Regions from separate parts of the Mus musculus genome. Here region 1 is linked to region 2. Evidence: chromatin loops called from intact Hi-C (ENCODE). Cell type or tissue: left cerebral cortex. All regions are shown on one strand. Links, peaks and the distances in the headings refer to the core of each region. The heading gives the core; the rest is flanking DNA. Region 1 has its middle 10 kb from the start of Gm12853. Region 2 holds the start of Ermap (erythroblast membrane-associated protein).

Region 1 (10,734 bases), core at 1,413-9,412, 540 kb after region 2:
CCAACTAACCCAACAATGAGCAGCTGTGAATGGGAAGTCCAAGTATCTAGCAGTTGCTCAGTCCCACAAGGCTAGTTGCTTAAGCTGGTCTTCTGTAGAAGTCGGTTCCAACAGATGCGCTGGCAAGTAAGTGCAAGCAGGCAAAGAAGAGTGAGTGAATCTTCCTTCTTCCAATGTCCCTCTGTAGGTATCCAGCAGAAGATGTGGCCAAGATTAAAGGTGTGTGTCACCACACCTGGATCTGGGACTTGCTTTGTCCCAGGCTTTGTCCCAGGCTAACTATGGAGTCAAAGATCTCCTTGCCTCAGTCTCCTGGAATTAAAGGTGTGACTATCTTGCCTGGGTCTAAGCTTTTCAAGATCTCCATGCTAATATCCAGTTCAGAAACTTGCGTCTTCCAGTCTCAAGATCTGGACTATAGGTGTACCTTCCAATTCTGGTTGTAGTTCATTCCAGATAGAGGCAAGTTGACAGCCAGGAACAGTCATTACAATGGCCTAGAGTCATTTTTAAAATGCTTGAAACCTCTCACTCTTCATCAGGGAGATGCAAATCAAAACCACAGTTTGATATCACCTCACCTCAGTAAGAATGAATGCTATCACAGGACTACAGACACACACCCTGATGAGAATCTAGAGGACAGGGAACTCCTTCACACTACTGATGGGATTGGAAAGTTAGGGCAGCCACTGTAGTCAAGAGTATTGAGACCCCTCCACAAGTTCAGAATACAGGTATCATATGATCAGTCAACCCCTCTACTGGATATATAACAAATGGAAATAAAAAACACTATGTACTTCAATGATGACTGTAGAGCTGTTCACAGTTGCCAAGAATCCACAAGCAACCTAAGTGTCTATCAACTAGTGGACAAATGGGGGTGGGGGAACCATGTTTTCTATGCATTATGCAACATCAGTGTCATAAAAAGGATGAAATCTATCATTTGTGTCAAAATGAATAGAACTAATGAAATGAAGAAAATATACCAGGCAGAGAAAGACAAGTGTGTGCATGAATTGGCTCACATGTGCAGTCCTGGGAAGGTAACCATGGAGGCAGGAAGAGGAATTCTGTTACAAAGCTGAGAGTAGAAGATAGGGGAGTCTGGGGTACAGCTGGCCAGTGAATACAATGTTACAGTCAAATGCAATTTAGATGCTTTGGGTGGTGTTGCATCATTGAGTAACCACTCTATAGAGAACAGCTGCGCCCTGTGTGCCTCAGCCCTCTAGCAGGAACATATTGAAAGTTCACCCTGAAGAAATAACAGATGAGGAGGAGGTAAACATGTTTAACCTGATTTAAGTATTTCAAAGTAGATACATAGTATCAAAACAACACATGACACCCATTTTTATGTACAATTCTTATGCATTTGTGCATGAGTTAAAATTACACGGCACTTCAAAATGACAGTTAAATGAAATGCTTCTGAATTGAGATGACAGGACAAGGAGTGATGAAATTGTGCTACTGAGGTTCTCTCCTGGAAATAAGTGCAACTTCTTGGTTTCCATTGCCACAGATCAGCAGCTGGGTGGGTGTTTCTCTGTATATCAGGGAGACAAAGGAACCACCAACCAAAGAATGAGCATGAGCTGGACCTACAATCCCCCCTTCGGCCCCCCACCTCCACTCCCCTCACACACACACACACACACACACACACACACACAGACACACACACACACACACACACACACACACACACACACCGTCCTGCACATATGGAGCAGATGTGCGGAGCAGGAGCAGTCCCTGACTCTGTGGCCTGCCTGTGGATCCTGTTCCCCTAACTGGGCTGCCTTGTCTGACCTCAGTGGGAGAAGATGTGCCTAATTCGGCAGTGACTTGATGTGTCAAAGTAGGTTGGCACCCAGGGGAGAGACTCACCCTTCTCAGAGGAGAAGGGGAGGGGAATAAGGGGGAAAGTAGCATTAAGGGGAGGGGGAGGGAGGGACTTGGCAGAGAGGGGGGCTAATATTGGGATGTAAAGTAAATGAATACATTAATGAAAAAATAACTGTGGCTGGTGAGATGGCTCAGTGGGTAAGAGCACTGACTGCTCTTCCAAAGGTTCTGAGTTCAAATTCCAGCAACCACATGGTGGCTCACAACCATCCCTAATGACATCTGATGCCCTCTCCTGGTGTGTCTGAAGACAGCTACAATGTAACAGTGTACTTATTCATAATAATAAATAAATCTTTGGGCCGGAGCGAGCGGGGTTGACCAGAGCAAGCAGAAGTCCTAAATTCAATTCCCAACAACCACGTGAAGGCTCGCAACCATCTGTACAGCTACAGTGTACTCATATACATTAAATAAATAAATAAATCTTTAAAAAAGAAAGAGAGGAGGGGAAGGAAGGAAGGGAGGAAGGAAGGAAGGAAGGAAGGAAGGAAGGAAGGAAGGAAGGAAGGAAGGAAGATCCACAACAGCTAGAAGACCTTAAAACTAAGGGAAGGCACCACATATACAGCCCAACAGGAGGCACAGAAAAGTAACAATCCATTGTTAATATCTGTCTTGAAAGACAAGGAGAATATCAGTGTATAGGCTAGAGGCTGGAGGAACAGCCTGCTGTGTCAAGCTCTGTGGATTTCATCATGGTTCAGTTACCAGCACATGTTCACAGGCACATACATACATACATACGTACACACACACACACACATACAAAGTAGCATGTAATCAAGTAAAACATATGCTTAGAAGATTTAAAACCATTTACATTACCCTTGGAATTAAATCAATATGGAAATTATAAACTATATAGCAACAAATAATAAACAAAAGACCTAGTCTATATCCAAAAGAGGTAGAATATAGCCAAAGATATACATTTACTTGAAAACAACACTTTTAGTAAAATTAATGCTGCAAGCTTCAACTTAATAAAAATTACATAAAACCATTGAAGACATGTCTCAGCAGTTAAGAGCACTGGCTGCTCTTGCAGGGGACCCCTGTTCAATCCCCAGTACCCACAGGGCAGCTCACAACGGTCTGTAGCTCCAGCCTCAGGGGAGTTTATGTCCTCCTCTGACCTCCTTGGGCACTGTGCATTGGTGAAGTGCAGACAAGAATTCATTCATAGACATAAGATAATAAAATAAATAAATCTTTTAAAACTATGTGAAAGCAATTAAATAGATAACAAGCAAAATAAAAACAATAAGAGTAAGTGCATAAATTAATGAAACATTAGAAAGGGTTAGATGTTGTTGTTGTTGTTGTTGTTGTTGTTGTTTTTTAACACCAGTATATCCAAAGGTATAAGCAATTGGCAAGTAATACATTCCAGGGAGGGGAAAATGACAGAGACTAGGGACACTTGTCATTTTGAGAAACTACTATATAAATTTTAAATCAGAAATTTTGAACATATAGATAAAATGCATGATTTTTCAAAAAAGAAAATTTAACTGGACAAATTTTCCCAAGATGTTAAAAGCCAAAGTCAGTGGAGAAGAGACTAAAGAGTCAGCCAGGCGCCCACATTTCAAAAAAGCCCTAGAAGTGAAGCAGGGTCAGGCAGAGGCTCTCCAGAGCAGGGGCAGAAACACAATTTTCAAGTCAGCCTGCACCGCACGGTGAGACGCTCCTTAAAACTTAATCTGTGCTGGGAGTGGTGCTTCACACCCTTAATCCCAGCACTAAGGGAGGCAGACAGAGGCAGATCTCTGTGAGTTTGCCGCCAGCCTGGTCTACATAGTTTCCGGCCAACCAGGGCTACATAGTTAGTTAAGAGCTTGTCTGGGAAAACCATGCCACAGTGGGAGCAGGGGCTGTCTCTGACTCTGTTGCCTTTGGAACCCTTTGCCCTACCACACTTCCTTGTTGAGCCTCCATAGGCGAAGATGCATCTAATCTTACTGCAACTTTATAGGCCAAGGTGGGTTGAGGTCCAAGGGAGCCCTCCCCTTCTCTGAGGAGAAAGACAGGAGTGGATGGGGATGGAGGGGATGTGGGGGAATACTGAGAGAAGAGAAAAGAGGGGAAACTGCAGTTAGAATATTAAGTTAATTAATTAATTAATTATAAAAATATTTCATTGTGAAAAACAAACCAAAACATTAATTAATTAACTAATTAATTAATTAATTAATTGTGGGACAATGGACCTTACCAGGAAACCTGGTAAGGCAGAGAAGGTCTAAGTCCCTGGCACGTGGACATCCACCTAAGACTGTAGGCAGCTCCCTGTTCCCTGCCAGATTCCTGGCCTACAACATGTGTCCATACTCCCCATGTAGCTCACGTAGCCCAAAACAGAGTGTTCCATGCTAATGAGGTACCTAGAGACCTTGAGGGTTTAACCAATAGGCTTCCCTTCCTGGACATTCCAACCTATAAAAGGTATTAACCTCTGGCCCACCCTGAGAAGTTGGAATGGATCCATTTTCCATGATGAACACTCAATAAACAGAATGATAAACATGGACGGCCTCTTTCATCGAGAGCCGCTGTGGGGAGCATGGAGATGGCCTTTGCCTACGGAGCCGCAGCCTAAGTCTCCTGTAGAAGGCCTCTCTATGTGCTTCCAGACAACCACTGCCAAGCTAAGGACAATCACTGATAAACGAAGCCGGAGCTCTCATCTCCCCCAGCCCCGGGCTAGGTGCCATCCTCAGCCCACAGGACCCCAATGGTCCCAGCCTCGTCTCAGGCCCATGGACCCCAACACTTCGTTCCCGACTTCTCTGTGCAGTTTTCTAGTGACTAGATTCCCGGGAGTCAGAGAACCCCATCTTCCTCCACCCCATCTCAGACTACGTTTCCCCACCCCCTGAGCAGTGTCTCTGTGCTTCCCTAGAGCCCAGCACCTGACCGTGGCAGCGTGGGATAACCACAGTCAAGCTCCCCACTTTCTGCCTCCCCAACGGAGTGTCCCCCACTCCAATGGTGGGGCGGAATCTGGACACAATTAATCATAATAAAATGAGTCTTAGGGCTCAGATAAGGAACAAGTTTTCCCACACTAACCAACTAGTCCAGAACACGGGAAAGATAGCTGCTGATGCTTTTCTGGCATAAGGTTGGTATAACTGGGCAAAGATACCACAAAACATGAAGGTTTAAGGCCAACTTTCTCTCACAAATACCAGATCCAGGGCCTAGAGAGATGGTCTAGTGATTAAGAGAATGTTTTTCTCTTACAATGAACCCGTTCCGTTTCCAGCTGCCACATCAGGTGGCCTAGTAATTCCAGCTCCAGGGGATATCGGATGCTTCTGGTCTCCATTGGTACCTGCACCCATGTGCACATCACATACACGCAGACACACACCCATATGCAGAATTAAAGGTAATCTTAGGCACAAATACTGGATGTAAGTATCCTTTGTAAAGTATTTACTGAAATCTAGCCACCTGTTAAAATAACAATATAACATACCCAAGAATAACTTACCCAGTAAATGAGAAAAAGATTCCAAATTAGAAAGCATTTTATGTAACATAGTACATTAGTAGATTTAAGGAAGCGTGTGGTAACACAAGCCTTTGATGTCAGCATTTGGGAAGCAGAGACAGTTGGATCCCTGTAAGTTCAAGATCACCCTGGTCTACAAAGTGAGTTCCAGACCACTCAGGGCTACATATGAAAATGTTTCAAAAACCAAAAAAAGTAAAATGCTATTTAAGAGATAAAACCATATACAAGATGAAGAGGAAAATATCTAAAATATCTTTGTACTGTCAGTACAATGGATAAACAGATTACCATCAATAATAGCTACAGAAAGGCATGGTGGCACATGCCTTTAATCCCAGCACTCGGGAGGCAGAGGCAGGCGGATTTCTGAGTTCGAGGCCAACTTGGTCTACAAAGTGAGTTCCAGGACAGCCAGGGCTATACAGAGAAACCCTGTCTCAATAATAATAATAATAATAATAATAATAATAACAATAATAGATACAGAATATACATTATTTATAGAAATAAACTCCCTGATAGAGAGAATTAAGCTCATTTAAGGTGTAAACGAAGAGCTGTATAAACTTTACTTAGGAGGTGAGTCCAGCAGGCATCTGAATGAGGGGCTTCCGCTCTACAGTGATGTCACCTCTGCAAGTGGATTAATCCCAAGTCACTCTTAAGCCTCCAACTTTCATCTATGGAACTTGGTGAGCTGACTCTAAATATGTTGTTAAGCATATAAACATACCCAAAATGGAACTGGAGAGACAACTCAGTGGCTAAGAGCACTGATTGCTCTTGCAGAGTCTGGAGTCTAGTTCTCAGCAAACACAACCCTCTCCAGCTCCAGGAGATCGGATGCCCTCTTCTGGCTACTACAGGTACTGCATGCAATGGTGCCCAGACATGCGAGCAGGCAAAACATCCATACACATAAAAGCACCTTTTAAAAACTATTTTTACATAGTCAAGGAGAAAACAAGATTTTTTAAAAATCATATTAGTAACAGGAACTGACAGATAAATCAATGAAATAATTAAGTACAAAATAGAGTCATGATTATCAGAAACTTTGACTATAAGTAATGATGTAATTTTAAAACAATAGGGTAAGGAATATACTATTCAACCAATATTACTGGAACAATATTAAAAAAATCACACTATGATAAAAGTAAATTTCCAATGAGAATAAAAAATATATAGAGTATTGGCTATTTTTATATTTTTTAAATTTTTATTGGTTATTTTATTTATTTACATTTCAAATGTTATCCCCCTTCCCAGTTTCTCCTCTGCAAACCCCCTATCCCATTCCCCCATACCTCCTTCTTCTATGAGGGTGCTCCTCCACCCACCCACCCACCCACTCCTGCCTCACCACCCTAGCATTTCCCCTACACTGGGACATCGAGCCTTCACAGGACCAACAGTCTCCCCTCCCACTGATGTCCAACAAGGCCATCCTCTGCTACATATGCAGCTGGAGCTATGGGTCCCTCCATGTGTACCCTGTGATTGGTGGTTTAGTCCCTGGGAGCTCTGGGGGATCTGGTTGATTGATATTGTTCTTTCTATGGGCTTATAAACCCCTTCAGCTCCTTTAGTCCTTCCCCTAACTCCTCCATTGGGGTCCCTGTACTCAGTCCAATGGTTGGCTGCAAACATCCACATCTGTGTTGGTAAGACTCTGGCAGAGCCTCTCATGAGACAGCTATATCAGGCTCCAAGAATGGCATCAGCAGTAGTGTCTGGGTTTGGTGTCTGCGTCCCCTACACTGGGGAATAAAGTGGAAAGAACAAATATTTATCAGTCATAAGTAACATGTCAAAGGGACAAAGCTGGCAGGAAAGGTAGATCAATGGCATAAACAGAAAGCCCTCCAAAATAACAGTATAGCTGATAAATGCCAACCTCATGAGTGACCAGTGGGATTCAAAATAAAATATCTGCTAACTCCTTGTTAGAGTGTTCCAAAATGAAAAAGGTGACTACTTCACCATTTTGAACAATGATGGGAGATGGCCAAATTGATAGATTTATAGATATTTTTTTCTTCTTAGAATATGACCCCTTTGTTAATTATAGTTTCCACTTATGTCGTTAAGACATTTTCCTTTTTCCCTTCCCAAAGTTAAAAAACAAAAACAAAAAAACAGTGTGACCCAATAGCCACTTAGCATGGGTATTCGTTTGTTTGAGGCAGCGCCTTCTTCAGCCCAGACTGGGCTTGAATTCGCTGCACAGCCAAGATCATGTTCATCACCTTCCCACCCTCTCGTCTCCAGCTACCCAGTGTTGGGTCACAGGCCTGTGTCACCACACTCAGATGATCACAATCACTTATGACTCTATGATCTTGAAACTGTCGCCAACAAGGGACTCTGAGTGAATTTTGGCCTCATCACAACATGGGCAGAGACAAACTGATTCAACACATAGGTTCCATTTGAATAATTCACTCTTTGTGAGGAGACTCTAAGAACACCGGGCATTCTCTTGGAAGAATCTGTTGAAAGTACATATATGTCTTAGATGAGAAGCAAAGATACCATGTTCCTGTCACGTACATTTATGTCACACTCTTATAAGTCACTGTATGCTTCCATTCTGGGAAAAGGTGAAAAAATATTTCTATATGTTCTTACCAACACAATGATAAAGTCTGTTTCTAAGATCAAGCATGGTGATGCACACCTTTAATTCCAAGCAGAGGCAAGGCAGACCTTTGTGAGTTCAAGGTCAGCCTGATCTACATAGTGAATTTCAGGATAGGATATATATATATATATATATATATATAAAGAGAGACAGACTCTGTGTATGTGTATGTATGTGTATATATATATATATATTTCCAAAAATCTGGAGACAGACTTGAAGTCTGGTGTGGGAGTCGGTGTTGAGGAGGTTGAACTGGCTGGCTGTTTGTAATGACTTCATTGTATAGAGGAAAAATTAAAAGAAATTGCAAATAATGGCAATAAAAACCCCAGGGGTTTCAGATGTGACCCTGTTGCCAGTCTATGAACGATCTGTAAGAACTAGCCAACTCAGCCCTCAAAGCTCTAGAAACTCTGATGTCTGGTGACGACTTTCCATGTCAGGCCAGCTGGATGGGGAGGAAGCAGAGCTCTAGAAACCCTGATGTCTGGTGACGACTTTCCATGTCAGGCCAGCTGGACGGGGAGGAAGCAGAGCTCTAGAAACCCGGATGTCTGGTGACGACTTTCCATGCCAGGCCAGCTGGACGGGGAGGAAGCAGAGCTCTAGAAACCCTGATGTCTGGTGACGACTTTCCATGCCAAGCCAGCTGGACGGGGAGGAAGCAGAGCTCTAGAAACCCTTATGTCTGGTGACGACTTTCCATGCCAGGCCAGCTGGACAGGGAGGAAGCAGAGCTCTAGAAACCCGGATGTCTGGTGACGACTTTCCATGCCAAGCCAGCTGGACGGGGAGGAAGCTTCTGAGCTTCCAGCATTAGCCTCCTGGATTGAGATACCTGCCTGAGGATAACTGTGTGCGTCATTTTGCAGGCGCTGTTGCAAGGCCCAGACTGTGGGCCACTGGGAACTCCCAGAAGCTCTCCATTAGCCTGGAACTTCCCTGGAGGATATAAAAGCTGCCAGCCACACAGAAATTTGCCTGCCTCTAAGCCCAATTAAACTAAAGTAATGTTAGTTGAAAGTTCTCCGCTCCTCTCCCCTCTTGCTATGAGGCTCCCAATTCACTCTGCCATTCCGGAGGCCACTCCTCCTCCATTCTGCTGCCGCAGGAGTCCTCCCTCCTGGCTGCAGACCAATTATGCTGCAGCTGAGCCGCTCTGAACTAAGAATTCCTGGGAGGCTTGTTAACTTCTTTGCTTCGGAAAATGAGAGGAACATCATTAAGGAACATCATAACTTTGGCTTATGAGGCAGCGGGGACCACTCCAGCAGCCACGCAGGAAGCAGAAATGATACAGTATCCCTTGGAGGTACCTGAGGAAACTTGACCTAACTTTTTTCCTAATTCCATCCCTTGTGTATACTAGGTAGCAAGTACAAACGCAAGGTATCTTCTCTTCCAACACCACCACCACCCTGGTATTTTTCAACATTAGTTACATTAGCATAGCCTCGTCTTCCTGCCTGGTTCTCATCAGTATTTTTACTGACCATCATCCCAAAACTATCAACCTTCCCCTACTGCATCATAATCCTCAGTGTCACCACCCAACCCATCACCTCAGCAGCAGCATCCTCAGCAGCAGCATCCTCAGCATCACCTTAGCAGCAGCAGCATCACCTTAGCAGCAGCAGCATCACCTCAGCAGCAGCATCACCTCAGCAGCAGCAGCCTCAGCATCACCTCAGCAGCATCACCTCAGCAGCATCACCTCAGCATCACCTCAGCATCACCTCAGCATCACCTCAGCAGCAGCATCCTTTTGGTCAGCATTCCCATAACAGGTGTGGATATACCAGTTCACTATGCCACTGCACATAAAATCAAACAAAACGCAGACATGGTGATACAGCTGAGAGGATAGAGAGACCAAGGACATCTGTGGCTACAGAATGATTTTGAGGCCATCCTGAGCTACACTGGACCCTGCCCTTAAAAATTAAATTAAGCTAAACTTAATTTAGCACTGGAAACAATAAATGGGAAAACCGATCTTTTGCAAAAATTGAAATAATCTCCGAGGTACAGGAAAAAAGAAAGTTATAATAACTACGGAAGGGAGAACGAATTATGTCGCACCATCTTGAAAAGGTTAAAGAATGTCTAAAGAAGTAAACAGTAAGTGGAGGCGGCCATCTCTGGAGAATTAGTAGGGAGAAAAAAGGCTTTACAAAAATGAGTCTTCCATACAGCAAAGAACACTGAAGCCCCACAGAGTGGGGGCAACCGTTTAGTGACCAGAACATACAAAGAACCCAAAACACTAAGTGTTAGGTGTTGCAGGATATTTGATCATATTGTGATCCCTGAGTTTCTGTTATTTACTAAAAACAAAAAAACAAAAAAAACTGTTTCTAGTTATGGTGTGGCTCAGCCCTTGCCATACACCTGTAACCCCAAATAAAGGTAAAGCTAGTTCGGAGAAGGAAGCATCCATGCTTGAAATTGATATCTAACTGACTGGAAGACAAAATGATGAATCAGAGAAAGATTTGACAGAATAGGATCTGCCCTACTCTCAGGAGAAGAGAAAGGAAAGGGAAGCTACTTGAGGGGCAGTGGAGAGAGAGGAGGCAGTTTTACCTGGACCGTTGTACAAAGACAGGTTGCAGAGAGAGAGCAAGCTAGGCAA
Region 2 (10,734 bases), core at 1,889-9,888:
GGAAGCACAAACATCTCTATGAGTTGGAGGCCAGCCTGGTCTACATAATGAGTTCCAGGCCAGCCAAAGCTACACAGTGAGACTCTGTCTCAACAAAACAAAACAAATTCAGGGCCCAGAGCATGTGCTAGGCAAAGCCTTCTATTACTGAGCTATACCCTCAGCCGGACAGAAATTGTATCAGTTAGGTTTTCCATTGCTGTGAAAAGACACCATGACGAAAGCAACTCTTATAAAGGACAACATTTAATTGGGGCTGGCTTACAGGTCTTGAGGTTCAGTCCATTAGCATCATAGCAGGAAGCATGGCAGTGTGCAGGCAGGCATGGTGCTGGAGGCCAGAAGAGGATATAGAATCCCCTGGAACTGATATTAAAGACAGTTGTGAGCTGCCATTTGTGGCAGTTGTGGGTGCTGGGACCAAAACCAGATCCTCTGCAAGAGCAACAAGTGCTCTTAACCACTGAGCCATTTTTCTACATCTTGTTCTGAAGGCAAATAGGAAAAGACTGTCTCCCACGTGGCTAGGAGAATAGTCTCGAACCCCAACCCCACAGTGACACACTTCCTTCAACAAGGCCACATCTCCTAGTAGTGCCACTCCCTGAGTCAAACATGTTCAAACCACCACAGGAATCAGAAGTATATCAGCCAACACACACACACACACACACACACACACACACAGAGTGTGAGAGGTGGAAGTAGAGGGAGAAGGAGGGAGAGAAACAGCCCCACGGATAATCAAAAGGGTGTAAACTAAAATTTCTAGCTATCATTTTCATTTGTTATGTTAGCAAGAAAGGTGCCAAGGAGGAGAAGAGCCTGAGAAATAACAATAACTGCTTCCCTTGGGGCTTCCTCTGTTCTAGGCAATACTCTGAGGCCATTGCATTATTAAGTCCCCTGTTCCTCATAAAGATATGTGTACCAATATGATTTCTAAACAGGAACAGGCATGGAAAAGTTAAGTCCAAGATTACCCAGCTAGTAAGTGCTAAACAAGCATTTTAGACAGGGTTTAGAAGACACTGGCCTCTGGAGACACATTCAGACCTGCTTTTTAGTCTCTCTGTCACCCTTACTCCTAGCACTCCAGAGGGAAAGGCAAATGGGTCCCTGTGTGTCCAAGACCAGCTTGGTCTACCTAGCAAATTCCAGACCTGCCAGGGCTACCTCCATTGGGAAGCCTCCATGGGCACTGAGGTGCTTTCAGTCTAAGTCTGAGTTGTTACATTCTTTTCAGAGTCCAATCCCGTACTAGATCTCAAAACCTTAAAGCTGGACACAACCACACGAGTGTGCACACACACATAAACACACACATTACCACATGCTTCCATTTTTAAGAGGTATCAAAAAAGAAACATAAAGTGGAGCTTGGGGGAGGGGGAAAGAGAGTTATTGATCAGTGGATATAGAGTGCATTCTGCAAGAGAGAATTCTAGAAATCTGACGCATGGCGATGTTCATAGTTCTGTACGTAGACTTTAAAATGACTAAAATGCTATGCCTCTGATCCCAGTTACTAGAAAAGCTGAGGCAGGAGAATCACAAGTTGAAAATGTCAGCCTGAGCTACATATAAAATGATTTCAAGATCAGCCTAGGGCAGATTATGGTGAGCCTGTCTCAAAGAAGCAAGAGAACTGGGGATCTAGCTCAGTGGTAGAGCATGTGCCACGGTGCTCAGTGGTAGAGACTGCAAGTTCAATGCCCAGTACCAGAAGAAAGCAAAACGTAAAACGGCAAAGTGGTTTTCACTCCAGTTTTTAAAAATTGACTCAAACCATTAGTTTAAGCAATTTCACTCTGAAGGAGTTGTCACAAGTAAATGACCAGAAGCAGCTCTGTCTATAAAGGGGAAGCCTGCAACACCCAGCATCTTATCATCAGAGTTAAGATGAATAAATGGGGGGGGGGGGTGCAGAGATGGCTCAGTGGTTAAGAGCACTGACTGTTCTTCAAGAGGTCCTGAGTTCAATTCCCAGCAACCACATGGTGGCTCACAACCATCTACGATGGGGTCTGATGCCCTTTCCTAGTGTACCTGAACAGAGCAATGGTGTAATTTTATACATAAAATAAATATCTAATTTAAAAAAGATGAATGAATGAGCTGTTTTTCAGCACTCAGGAGGCAGAGGAAGGTGGATCTTTGTGAGTTCAAGGGCAGCTAGGGTTACATAGAGAGACCCTGTCTCAAAACAGAAGCAAGCAAATAAACAAACAAAATGGATGGAAGAGTAGCTATAATAAAATTCAACACAACCATTAAAATAGCACAGGAGATTTATGATATAATACAATGCTTTTCAGACAGGCAGATTCCCTAGAGCGTGATAACCAGGCAACCTAACCACTTCAGAGGGCCCAGATTCAGTAAGAGACTCCGTCTCAAAATATAAGGTGGAGTTCAATTGAGGAAGACACTTGACATTGACCTCTGGCCTCTACACATACACACACACACACACACACACACACACACACACACACATACACACACACACACACAACCATACACATGCATGCATACACACCCACGCACGTACACACCATTGCTTTAGTATATTAAAACTTAAAAAGCCACAAAGAACATATATTGTCTAATCACCGTATTTTTTAAATATTGTTTTAAAACAGAAAGTGGCTGGGCAGTGGTGGCGCACGCCTTTAATCCCAGCACTTGGGAGGCAGAGGCAGAAGGATTTCTGAGTTTGAGGCCAGCCTGGTCTACAGAGTGAGTTCCAGGACAGCCAGGGATACATAGAGAAACCCTCTCTGGAAAAACAAAACAAAACAAAACAAAACAAAACAAAACAAAACAAAACAAAAAACAGAAAGTGGGAGAAGGCACAGCAAAATTATTAATAAATCTTGTTTTATTAGTAGGGCTTACAATTGTCTTGTTTAAGCTTTCCTGTATTTTGTGAATTTTTACAGTGGATATTTATACTTCAACAGCCAGGAAAAAGTACCAGAGTCAAGCGCTGGGATGAGTGTCTATAATCATAGCACCCAGGAGAACCTCAGTGTAAGGCCAGCGTGGAGTATGCAGGCAGACTCTGCCTCAAATAAAGGAGAAAAGACAATAAACGTTCTTTAATAGTGCCTCGTTCAGGAAACCACAGTTATGTAGCTGGAAGTCCAGACCTTTGTCAATAAACCCCTTAAAGCAAAGCATGGTGGGCCTGAGTTTGTAAATGGCTGTACTACCACCACTCACGAGGCAGATGCAGGAAGGTTAGGAGTTTGAGGTCAACCTGAATTATGTAGTAAGATACTGTCTGAAAACAAAGCAATTAAAACTCGGGAGAAGGGACATAGACAAAGACTGAGTTATGACTCAGTTATGACTGTCAACAGATGGGAGACGTAAGCTCTAGCATTCTAGGGTGAGTACATGTATGATTGTTATATATTCAGGTTAACTAGGAGAGAGAGCAGTTGGAGGTTTCCTAATATGAATGATGATGATGAGGAGGAGGAGGAGGAGAGAGAGAGAGGGAGAGAGAGAGAGGTGTGTGTTGGAGATGAACACAGAGCCAGGTGAATGAACTAGCGCAACCCACCTCCATTCCCAAAGCAAAGTGTAAGACAAGTCCTTTAGTGCAAGGATTTACAGAAGAAGATCTAGGAGAAGAAAAGGGTTTCTTTAGTCCGGGGAACAAGTGGGAAATCTTGGAGGAGTTATGTAGTAAAGCTGGCTCAGGGCTCCTCCCGTGATGCCTTACCTACAGTGAACTTTAGGGATGACCACAGGCCACGAGCCTTTGCATAGAATCTCAGACAGTAAGCAAAAAAGCTTCTGGAGCTCTACAGCTTGCTGACAAGTCTCAGCTACACTGAAAGTGACAGCTCAGCCATCAACAGGGGACACAGTTCAGGCCACCACTGGAATCTGCTAGATTCGAAACCCAGTGATGACTGAAAAAAGAAACCCCGGGGACTTCTGAGTGACCAGTGCATTTTTATAAAAGTCCACGTGCATATTTGGTGTTGCTGTGAGTACAATCGATATGAAGAAGGCTAGTCAGTTGGGGAGGGTGTGACGTGAGAGGAGGGGCGGGAAGCAAGTTGGCTTGTCTGGAAGCATATATCAAGGTGTAGCTGGAGATAAAAGCCGTGGCCGGTTGGTGGGTATCTTGAAACCAACCTTCTAATTTTTAAGTCAAAATTTAAAAGTTAGTGTACAAAGGGATGGGTTTCTTGGTGGCAGTTGCATATGTACACATCATTACACTTTGTTCTTATTCATTCCCCCACCCAGTGTCTTCTCACACACTCCCAACCCCTTCTTACTGCTCTCCCTCCTCCCCAATGCTCCTCCCTGTGCTTTCAAATTGCCCGTATTACTTTACTCTCCCCTGGCCTTTTATGGTTTCTTTCTCCTCTCCCATGGTCTCCTTTTGACTTTCATAACCTACACGTGCTTACACACACACACACACACACACACACACACACACACACACCCCACAAACCCCTAAACATAAATCCCACATATGGGAGAAAACTAATCTTCCTGAGTCTGCCCTATTTCCCCCAACATAATGGTCTTCAGTTCCATCTATAAAGCTTCTAATTTATGCTTATTGGGAAGTACAAGAGAGCAAGCCTTCATTTTTAAAAAGGAACAATGGAATCAAATTTTAGGAGTCATGGTTGTCACCAAGCACTGGGGGAAAAGAGAGTTGGGGTAAAGGTCCTTCTTTGCCGAGGCAGTAGACGGGTCCCTTGCTTTTGGGGAGCCTCCTTTCTGAACGCTCGCTTTATCAGGGGTGGGCAGACAGGGCGTTGCTTGTTTGTTTATAGGGACAGTCAGAGGCCCTCTGTGGGGTAGACAGAGAGAACCCTTGGCTTTGAGACTCTGGCATCAGACTAGAATATGAACTTTTTGCAGACCCATCTCTTGAGATCTTCCTGGCACTCTTGCCCGATGTCAGACCACCCTGCCTGTGGGGAGCCCAGTGTTCCCAGGTAGGAGGCCCCAGCTCTGCCGCTAAAGGACACAATCTCCACCTCAAAGGTCAGTTCTCTTCGGTCTCTTTTCTTCCCTTAGTCTGTTTAGTTCTTTAAATTTCTCAGGATCCTCAAGTTCAGTAGGGAAATAATCTTTCTTTTTACAAAGATCATCTTAAAGGACAACATGGGACAATGGTTAGCTGTCACTTAGGAGCCTCGAATCCAAGTTACCAGCGTGCTGTGCCGGTTCTGTCTAAGACTCTTACTTATTGTCACGGTAGTCATTAATAATACAGCAGATGTGCAGTTCGGCCCCACCATCTGCTGGGTCCCGGGCTGGGCCATATCAGGCTGATCATTTATACATGTGTAGGGTCTTCATAAGTTGCTCAAGATTGGCAAGAGAATGTCTGTTGGAATCTTTTTTTTTATTTGTAAGCTTTAAAAATCAAACTAGTTCAAACTTAAAATGTGACTGATTCTGACTGAAGGAACATACTTTCAACTTGTGTCATGGGGAAAAATGGCTACTATATAAAGATCTATTCAAGCTATTAAGAGACAATAAGTCAAAGAAACAGCTTAAAAATATTATTTTATTATAAAATTGATTAAAACTTTATTTAACTTGATATATTTCACTTAAGGCAAGGCTGTGGGAAAGCGAGAACTTTTATGTTGACTGATTGATTGATTGATTGATTGATTGATTCATCCCTTAGGACAATTTGATGGTGAAAACATTCCTATTTTAAAATTAGGAAACTCAAAGCCTAAGAGTTAAGCAGTTTGCTTTAATTTACAGTCTCATTTAGTTGGAGACTCTGCTACAACCCTTAGGACTAAGACTCCTAATTCTAGCCACCAACCACTGTCGTCTGTACTGATGATCAACCATACGGAATTATTTCTAAAAATTCTCACAGGTCTGTGTTGGAATGCTGAAGCGGCTAAAGAAACATGTGGTGGCGTGGAAAATGTGTGTAATGCCACACTCACGGAAGATGTCAGGTATCAAAGCAACATGACGGGTTTATGCTTTTAAAAAAGATTTATTTGTTTTTACTTTATGGGGACAAGTTTGTCTGCTTGAGTGAATGCGTGCTTAGTGCCTGTGAAGGTCAGAAGAGGGCATTGGATCCCCTGGAACTGGAAGCTACAGATACTGGTGAGCTGCTATGTGGGTGCTGGAACTGACCCAGGTCCTCTGCAAGAGCAGGCAGTAGTCTTACAAGCTGAACCATCGCCCCAGCACCCCCGGGTTGTTTTCTGATAACTGAAGTGATGGGCAGGGTGGGAACGGGTGGAGAGAATTTGGAGGTGATCTCCTCTTGGACTGCTTGCATTTTCAACTTCCTCCTCAGTGTGGCAGGACAGACCACGCTTCCTCCTAACTGCCTGCAGTTCAGGCAATAGCAAGTGGGTGGGCAGAGCTTCACTAGGGAACTCTCTGGGGTCTCCCACCGCTAGAACACACCGTGCTTTGCACCTCTGAGCTATGATATCTCCGTTGAGTTTAGTACACATTTATCAAGCACATTTCTCCAGGCATCTACAGCCAGTGCTCGATGCATACTCTCCTCCTGAATCTGTCCACCTGCCTGTGAAGAAGCCCTGCCCCGACAGATTATTGCCATGGCGGCAAAGATATCACACAACTTTGCTAGAGATGTGGGACTAGCAAATAGAAATAGGTAAGACCTGAGTCTAGGTCTAGTCAGCTAGCCCCAGTGTCTATTTGAAGGGTTGGTTTCTTTATGTTGGAACATGATGAGGACTTTGCAGCCTTGGTTGATTGTCAACTTGCAAGGCTGTCAGCGAGGCTGGAGATGCTGCTCAGCAGTTAAGAGCACTTGTTGCTCTTGCTGGGGACCATTTTCACAACCACCACTATCTCCAGTTAACAGGGGAGCCGGCACCCTTTTCTAGCCTCTAAGGGCACCTGCACTCATGTGGTGCACATGCCTCCCCCATATATACATATAATTAAAAACTACTTTAAGAAGAAGAGTTTCTGAGGATTTTAGTCACATTGTCACAGGAGGAGTAAGAGTGGTATTACAAGGGAGTAGGGAAGGGGAGCTGGGTTTAGAAGCACATGTCCTTGCTCCAGCTAGAACTCATCAGCCCTCTTTTGATGTCTGTCCTAGTTCATATGGAGAGACCAAGTCCCTGTGGTTCCTGGCTTGTCGGCTGTCTCTTCACCATAGCTGTCTTCCAGCCGCCTGTTCAGGTGTTAGGTAGGAGTTTTGGGTCTTTCTCTGCCTGGGAGGTCTGACAGGGATGAGGCATGGCTCTGGAACTTGGCTCTTCTTGGGTTCTGTTTTCCATTCTCCTTTCCAGGATTGCCCTTCTCTAAGGAACCCCCCTTTCTCACTCCTTCCCAAACTGTCTCTAAAATGTTTTTCTCCCCCTCTTTGGTCTCCGTCACACAGGGGATGCTGGCAAGGTCTACATAGCCCCTCTTAGGGACACAGCCAACTTGCCCTGCCCTCTCTTCCTCTGGCCTAACATGGTACTCAGCGAGATGAGGTGGTATCGGCCCGGACACCTACCTCGCACCCAGGCTGTCCACGTGTTCCGGGACGGGCAGGACAGAGATGAAGACCTGATGCCAGAATATAAGGGCAGGACGGCACTGGTGAGGGATGCCCACAAGGAAAGCTACATCCTGCAAATCAGTAATGTGAGGCTCGAGGACCGAGGGCTATACCAGTGCCAGGTCTGGGTCGGAAACTCAAGTCGAGAAGACAACGTGACCCTGCAGGTGGCAGGTTAGCACAGGTTGGAGGGGCCCGGGTCATTTGTGACAGCTGCTTTATCAGCCTGGACTTCTCCAGTCCTGTCCATTCAACTTAGTGAAACCCTGACTGGTGTTTTGTTGTGAGGAGGGGAGGAACTTGGACTTTGGAAAACATTGTCCAATATAGGACCTGGATAAGCACAGTTGGTGACCTGTAAACTTGTTAGCTCAGACAACAAAGGAAGCTTTCTCTTCTCCGCTACCAAGAAGCTCAAAATCAGCTGGGCGTGGTGGCGCACGCCTTTAATCCCAGCACTTGGGAGGCAGAGGCAGGCGGATTTCTGAGTTCGAGGCCAGCCTGGTCTACAAAGTGAGTTCCAGGACAGCCAGAGCTACACAGAGAAACCCTGTCTCAAAAAAACCAAAAAAAAAAAAAAAAAAAAAAAAAAAAAAAAGAAGCTCAAAATCAGGGCTGCAAGGAAAAGTCCTCCAGGCTCAGAATTCCCAGCTGTGACAAGGATTTGCTGCACAGCTCCTCTCTGAGTTCTGAGTATGTAAAGGGCCAGAAGGCAGATACTGCTTCTCAAACCATCTTCAGTGTTTTTTTAGAAAAGTCAGTCTACCTCAAACCCAGTCCAAGTCTCTGCGTTTGTTCCATGTCAGCTCTGTGAAGTCACCCTAGATCATCACTTTGAAGATTTATTTGTTTTTATTCTATGTGTGTGGGTGTTTTGCCTGCATGTATGTCTGTACACCATATGGGTACCTAGGGACAACAGACACCAGAAGAGAGGGTCAGATCTCCTGGAACTGGAATTAAAGACATTTGTGAGTTGCCATGTGGGTGTTGGGAACCAAACCTGGGTTCTCTGGAAGAGCAAGCAGTACTCTTAACCCCTGAGCCATCTCTCCAGCCTCTGATCACCTTTTGATTGCCATTTGGTTACATGCCCCAGAGGGATGAATTCCTATAAAACACACAGTAGTTGGTAGACTCTTTCAAATCGTGGAGTCCTTTAAGGGTAAGTCATTATCAACTGGAGACTGGGGTCCCCAGATTGGTAGTGTGATGCTGGTGTTGTCCTGAGTGAGTCTTGAACTTTATATGGATGAACCGTTTTGTGGTGAACCGAGCAGCTGTGGGCAAGGGTAAGAAGGCATATGCTCTAGGTCTGTTACCAGCTGTGGCTGTCCATCAGGGAAGGGTGGAGGAGTGGAGGGCAAGAAATTGGCTAGGACCATGCCCTTGCCAGGGCCCTGCTAGTCAGCTGGATTGCCTCAGTCAGGCAATCTGTCTTCTTCAGTTTTAGGTTCTGATCCCTACATCCACGTGAAGGGCTATGATGCTGGGTGGATCGAGCTGCTGTGTCAATCAGTGGGATGGTTCCCAAAGCCGTGGACTGAGTGGAGAGACACTACGGGTAGAGCGCTACTCTCCCTTTCAGAGGTTCACTCCCTGGATGAAAATGGGCTGTTCCGAACAGCAGTGTCCAGCAGAATCAGGGACAATGCCCTGGGAAATGTGTCTTGCACTATCCATAATGAGGCCCTTGGCCAAGAGAAGACGACGGCCATGATTATTGGAGGTAATGCTGGGATGCATATAAGCTTGAGGCTCCTAAGAGGCCTGGAGGAAACCCCTACCTCAGTGGAAACTTTATAAGGAATTTTCAGGGGTGAGAGAGATGGCTCAGCCGCTGGGGCACCAGGCACATGCATGGTACATAGACATTCAGGCAAACAAAACACCCATACACATAAAATTTAAACATTTTTTCAAAATTTCCATGAATTATATCATATTATAGCTCTAAGAATGTATATTGGAAAAAAAGAAAAACTTGGAAAAAGGGAACATTTTAGAGAGATCAAAACAATGGTATAGAATCTCATAAATTATAGAGAACTACTGCTAATATTTTTGGGGTATGGCTCTCAAGACTTACATGTATGTACCTCTGAGGAGTGTGTGTAACAGCCCTGGATAACCTGAAAGTTTCTTTGTAAACCAGGCTGGTCTCAAACTCATAGAGATCTGCCCGCCTTTGCATCCCGAGTGCTGATATTAAAGTCATGTGCCACCACTGCCTAGCTATATGCCATTTTTCTTCTATATCTTTAAATATCTTTTCATAACTTGATTTTTTGGGGTGGCATAGAATTTTATTGTGTGTCTATAGATTAAAACAAATTAAACAAAGGCTGTGTTTGGAAATCCAGATGCCTTGCCATCCCCCCCCCCCCTCATGTTATAACTAATGACATAGTGGACATCTTCATACCTCTTTGGGAGCCGATTCAGAATCACATCCTAAGGAAATGGAACCGCTGGGTTAAAAAGTGTGACACTTTGAAAAACCCTCTAACTATGGAGCCATGTAATAAAATGAGTTGGTAGAGCAGCCTCCTGGACATCTGCCGGTCCCTTTCATTGTTCTTCCCTCTATGCCCTTCTCCTCTTCTGACATTGCCTCTCCCTAGCATAAGAATTTAAAGTAATATATTTAAGTCCTTCCCCTCCCCCCAAGTCCCAGGGAATTAGGACTCTTACCATCTCCATTTTATAGATAAGTTAAGCCAAGTTGGGAGAGGCTAGGTCTCTTGCCTAGAGCCACCCAAAGGCTGAACAAGAACATCCAGCCAGCTGGGACTCTCCACCACTTGTCACAGCTCCACCCCTTTCCTGCTCTACCTGCGGGGACACAGACCTCAGTCCCACACCAGTGGCCTGGAGCACACTGTTGCAGCTGAGCCTGTGGATGCATACCAGAAGAAGGCAGACAGGACTCATGAGGGACTGTTGATGATTATTAAGGAGCACACATTTAGGACTGTGAGGTCCCTGGGAGTCCTTGTCAGTGGAGTTAGAGAACAGGGTTAGTTTGTGGTTGAGAAGCCTTTGTAAAATATGAGCACCCCATTTCACTTTGCCACCTGGAGTTTGAATTCCCAAGAGAAGCAAAGAGCTTCATCAGTCTTGGCAGGACTCTTCCTAGAGGCAATGGGACAGCAGGATGCACCTGA

The links. Hi-C counts contacts between places; a loop is a spot of excess contacts. Peaks named below come from ENCODE experiments on the same cell type or tissue, not always from the same donor. Only the 100,000 strongest peaks of a DNase experiment are listed, where the experiment ranks them.
Region 1: it touches region 2 in a loop (2.3-fold over the local background); 5 of 42 quality-filtered maps call a loop at or near these places.

The regions. Positions count from the first base shown.
Region 1 is chr4:118,640,993-118,651,726 of GRCm38, reverse strand. No RefSeq gene overlaps it. Among named protein-coding and RNA genes, the nearest start is that of Gm12853, 10 kb to the right of the region's middle. In left cerebral cortex, for the core only: a CTCF peak has its summit at 6,315 (motif pointing left); DNase peaks (open chromatin) are centred at 6,302 and 9,200.
Region 2 is chr4:119,184,103-119,194,836 of GRCm38, reverse strand. Ermap (erythroblast membrane-associated protein) reads left to right here and starts at 4,842. Exons shown (of 13, transcript NM_013848.3): 1 at 4,842-5,031; 2 at 5,894-5,978; 3 at 7,118-7,207; 4 at 7,403-7,741; 5 at 9,015-9,296. The coding sequence starts at 7,123. In left cerebral cortex, for the core only: a CTCF peak has its summit at 6,339; a DNase peak (open chromatin) is centred at 6,359.